Regions from separate parts of the Mus musculus genome. Here region 2 is linked to region 1. A link is a loop called in an ENCODE intact Hi-C map of the cell type or tissue named here. Cell type or tissue: heart. All regions are shown on one strand.

Evidence for each region. A loop is a pair of places that touch in the nucleus more often than their neighbours do. Peaks named below come from ENCODE experiments on the same cell type or tissue, not always from the same donor. Only the 100,000 strongest peaks of a DNase experiment are listed, where the experiment ranks them.
Region 2: a loop joins it to region 1, with 5 times the contacts of the local background. A loop is called at or near these places in 3 of 42 quality-filtered maps.

The regions. Positions count from the first base shown.
Region 1 is chr15:5,237,433-5,239,932 of GRCm38, forward strand. The region is part of intron 2 of Ptger4 (prostaglandin E receptor 4 (subtype EP4)); the gene reads right to left. Among named protein-coding and RNA genes, the nearest start is that of Ptger4, 5.5 kb to the right of the region's middle. In heart, no CTCF peak of the experiment used is centred here; DNase peaks (open chromatin) are centred at 89 and 1,259.
Region 2 is chr15:6,563,981-6,566,480 of GRCm38, forward strand. It overlaps a transcript of Fyb not described here. Among named protein-coding and RNA genes, the nearest start is that of Fyb, 15 kb to the right of the region's middle. In heart, a CTCF peak has its summit at 2,075 (motif pointing right); DNase peaks (open chromatin) are centred at 1,121 and 1,351; H3K4me3 peaks cover 595 bases; H3K27ac peaks cover 1,280 bases.

The DNA of each region.
Region 1 (2,500 bases):
GGAAACTTCTAAAAACCTTGCTGAATACAAATGAAGCTGCTTCCTTCCACTTCAGACCACGAGCGGCTGCAGGCCTTGAGACTGTCACTTGTGCCTCATATTGGCAGCGATTCAACAGTTCCGAACATCTTAAGACTGATCAGACAGTAAGCCCAGGAGCACTGAAATAGCACTTGGAGGGGCTCCAATAAAGTGAGAGGTATGGCTTCAGGAAAGTTGATGGGAGGGTGTATGGTAATGTGGTAGAGAGGCCTGACTGGACAAACCTCTCCATCGTTAGGCTGTGATGTGTAGGTGTTTATCATTTATACTTAAGTGGTTTGGATCTTTTTGTTGTTATTGTTGTTGTTGTTTCGAGACAGGGCTTCTCTATGTACCCCTGGCTGGCCTGGAACCCACAGAGCTTTCCCTGCCTCTATCTCAGGAGTGCTGGTCTTAAAGGTGTGAGCCACCACTCTGAGCTGTGCATACATTCTTACAGTGCTTGGAACAACACCTAGGACCAGCGTGTATTTCATCACCTTACTATTTTCTTATTAACCCACGTGTGGAAACCTGGCCCCTGCAGACTACACGGATAACTGCAGGTAAAACACAGCTTCGGGGTACAGCTGATGGCTGGCATTCAAAACATACTTAAGAATAACCTGTTCGAAGGGAATGTTGACTTGCATTGTTGAACTCTTGACTAGACTAATGTAATAATTGATTGTCTGAATTGAAACGCCGTCTAGTTAACGGCAGGCTCTGTCACTGGATTTGAGCATAGGGCTACTTGTTCTGTTCCAAGCACAGGAAAGGAATTATCTCTGTGTGCTCTGTTATCTCGTTGCCTTGTGAAGAGCCTAGAATTGACACAGCTGTTACTAGAAGTCCTCACCACACCCCTGGAAAACAAATGGCCAAGGAAAATGCCCTTAACTGAGTGGTGGTATGAGACTGTATTTCTTGTTACTTCTAGGCTACTAACGGGTCATTCATTGCATGCCAGTCGCCTAATCCCTACTGGTTAATATCTACATTGTGAATCTATTTTAAAAGTTGTTTTGCATTCCTAATTCACAGCTTTCACATTTCAGCTCTAAGGGAGACAATGTCCTGTTATAGATGTTCAATAAAAGCAAAGCTTGAGATGTCAGTAAAGATGATGAGAAGAACTGAAGAAAGATTCATTCCCAGCCATCCAGTTAGACACAGTTCTTCATCTGCAGCTGGGGAAACAGAGGCGTGGAGTGGGTAGGGACATGAGCCACTGAGCTGATTCCAACAAGCTGCTGGGTTTGGCAAAACCCTGTTTTTCTGTACTGCTCTGCAGTCCTCCCAGGGCTCCTAAAGGCCTTCCGTTTCACATTATGACTCAAACATTGCTTCTAGGAAGCGCAGTTCTTTTAAAACTTGGTTGCATTTTTTTTTTTTTTTTAGAAAAGTGATCCATCTCATTGGTTTTGCTACAGTGGCATCTAAATTAATCACCTCCCTTTTACCTGTGCATTTTCACTCATGCGATCATTTAATGAGTCCACTTCCAGTTTGCCTCCTACAAAAAGTGTCCCTGTTTACAGTTTTCATCTGCTTTTATAAGCTGCTGGGGATGCCTTGATAGACTTTCCAGTAAGCAACCAGAGAAACGCAGGAAACTCTTTCCCTAAGGATGAAAATTTTACCTGACTGAGGTGGAAGATTAATTAATTTGCCATACTACTGGTAGCTCCAAGTAAGAAGAAAAATAAAAAAATAAAAAATAAACAAGCAATAAATATGTCCCTGGCTCCCTGCTTGTGGAAGAAAATACCTTTCCAAATCTGACAGTCTAGTTCTTTAGCCCCGAGGCAAAAGATCTGATTATAACTGTTGTCTCAACATTAGTATTACAACCGCAAAAATAAGTACCAGGAATTGATCTAGCTGCCGTACTTAATATGGTGACCTTAGGGGTTTCCATTGATTATATTGATTGATTCTAAAGAATGCAAGATATTTATCTTAAGCATGAGCTTTCACTTCTTCAGCATCTCCTGAATCCAACAGCAGCAGCCACCCAACCCCAGAGCAGTTATCAACCGCAGAAAGGACACAAAGACAAGCAACCCGCCTCCACCCAGCATTGTTTGTGCGATGGTGTGTGCTTCCACTGTCTCTAGTCCTTGGTTATTACCCACGTGGAGAAGTTTGCAGACTGGGCCCATTCATCATATCCACAGTGCAGTTCTCAGTCTTTCTCAGTTCTAGCTTTCAAGCTGGGCTCTGTTTTGCAGAACAAATTAAAGTTCACCTTCCAGACTAAATTATCAACCTTTTGGTAAGACCTCATCTAGCCTCTTCCTCCCACAGGTCCAAAAGACAGACACTGGCGTATTTTTCAGTGGCCGCCTGTCCTCCCTCTGCCTTGTATGTAGCTCTCTGAAAGTCCAAGTCAGCTATAGTTGCTCTGCCAAGTAGCCTTCCTAAAGCATTGGAAACGACCTGGACACTTTCCCTCCCGTCCAATGGTATGAGAACT
Region 2 (2,500 bases), 1.3 Mb after region 1:
GATTTTTAACATTTTGACGCATCACACGTGTTTATATAAATACTTCATAAACCACCTGAGTACATAAACTATGTAAAATGGAATAACTAGTTCTTAAATTTTTCAGTATGCATCTCTTACAAAATGATTATCAAGCCTACAAACCATAACAGTTGTATATTATTGATGGCTCATCTTGAAATTTCTTCATCTTGGTCCAAATTATTTTGGAATCCTTGTTTTTATTCCAAATCAAAGGTCTAATAAAGATTAAAACCTTGCTTTGGTTATGTGCTGTTGGCATAAATGTCCCCTGATGCTTTAAATACACACTTGAAATTTTTATACATGTATACAATGTATCTTGATCATATTCACCCTTTTTCTGCACCCAGGACTTTTCAGCACATCTCCTTCTCATTTCCAGGTGCTCATTTTCTAGTTATTAATTAATTGATTAATTAACTGAGCCCACAGAGTGCAATTAGTACTGCCAGTGTGCACATGAGTGTTAGGTCACCCACTGGAGCATGGGGGACCTGCTGTGGCCATACTCCTCAAAGCAAGATGATGCTCCTCCCTCAGCAGCCATCAACTACCAATAACTTGTCAACTGGGACAGGACAAGATTTAATGAATCAGGACATAACGATATTACCACGTGATAATATCGTTAGGAGGCGAGTGTGAGAGAATAATGTGACCTGAGCTTACATACAGATGTGCAGGAGTCCAGGTGAAGTTACGGGGAAGGCAGGAATTGAGAGAAGTGGGTGCTGTGTGCGACTATAGATGTCTTCCAAGTTAATAAAACAGTGTCACTTGCCACTGAGGGTTTGGAATATGGAATATTAAAGCACTTACCTAGAGTAAGTCTATAGGTTCAATACCCAGAACTCAAGAAAGTTTTAAAAAAATGTCTTTTTTTTTTTTTTTTTTAACCCTAAGGGTTGGAAACCCAATGAAATGCTTTAAGCAAATGTGATTCGTTTATCACAGAGAGATCGTGACAGGCCTACGGGGAAAGGATCCTATTTGAAGAAAAGCAGTACTGTAAGAGGCTGTGTTAGTGCCAGACAGGAAGACTAGAGGCAGTGCTCGGTGGGGGAGGGGAGGGCGAAATTCCAAAGATACTTGGGAGGCTGAGAGACAGGGACACGCTGACAGGAGGTAAGACTGTGAGTCAGAAAAAGGAGTCTAAAACAGATTGCCAACTCATGTGTCTCATGTCCGGTCGGCCGGACAGCCAGAGAACATTGACCGGTGTGTGTTCACTGGATCGGAAAGACAGGGACCAGGGAGCGTGAGGATAAGAGGTTAACAAGAAACACAGTGAGCAGTCAGGGGTAGGGTGCAAGCCAGATGGGGCCTCTCCAGGCACTCCAGCCCTATAGGGAACTTGCTATCCAAATCAAAGGGGTGGAGCCAGAAGGAAGGGGAGGAAACATTGCGGTTTTGCTGAAAGTCTTCCCTGTGTTCTCAGCTGACCTTGAGGCTTTCCTTTCCCCACTTTAAAAAAAAAAAAATCTGGTCAAGACATTCATCAAGAATGAAGAAACTGTGACTATTCTCGAATCTTCTATTTTAAACATTTAATCTTTTTTTTAATTTTCCTTATATTTTTCTATCAAATACTGATGTCATCAAATTGTACTTTTTGTGCAAAGAAAAACTCTAGATAAACCAAGTTAAACCATTCGTGTGGGAGGTCATAATTAGATATCAAATCCTTCCGTGTCTCCCCCCCCCCATTCCTATTCAAATTCATAGCCTCTTTTATTTTCACTGTTGCTACTTAGATATATTTCTAAATTCATAAATACAACCCGCTCGATCTGTATAATGGTACTCATATGTACATTCTTCTGCGCTGACATTTGTTATTGCCAGCCAGTCCGTGTGCATTTCCCTGGGAAAGAGTATCTCTCCTGGATTCAGCATTCCTTAGTCGCCTTTATGTCTTAATGTAGGGTTGAGACCTCATCACTATTTTTTTTTTTTTTTTTTTTTGTCCATGTTGATTCTGTTGTTGTTGTTAATATTTGGATATCTATGTACCTCAACTGTGTGCAGTACCCATGGAGAACAGAAGAGGGCACCACAATCCACGGGAACTGGGGGTCCAGCAGATGCTGAGCCACTGTTTGGGTACCCAGGTCCTCGGGATAAACAACCAGTGTCCTTAAGCAGTAAGCACTGTCTCCAGCCCTGGCCCTGTAGGTTTTTTAAAGTCTTATTCTCCAATGTAACTATGTCTCTAGGATCTTTAGAAGCTCAGAGATGGAAACTAACTCCGCCAGAGAGTTTTTTAAAAGAAAAGAGAAATGAGACGAATAATGTCGAGGTTTTTTTAAAAAGGACAAAATACAGAAGAGAAAAGCCACTGCCGTTTGGGGGGGGGTTCTTTGTTTGTTTGTTTGTTTTTGTTTTTTGGGTTTTTTTGTTGGTGGTGAGTTTTTTGTTTGTTTGGGGGTTTTGTTTGGGGGTTTTGTTTTGTTTGTTTGTTGTTTGTTGTTTTTGT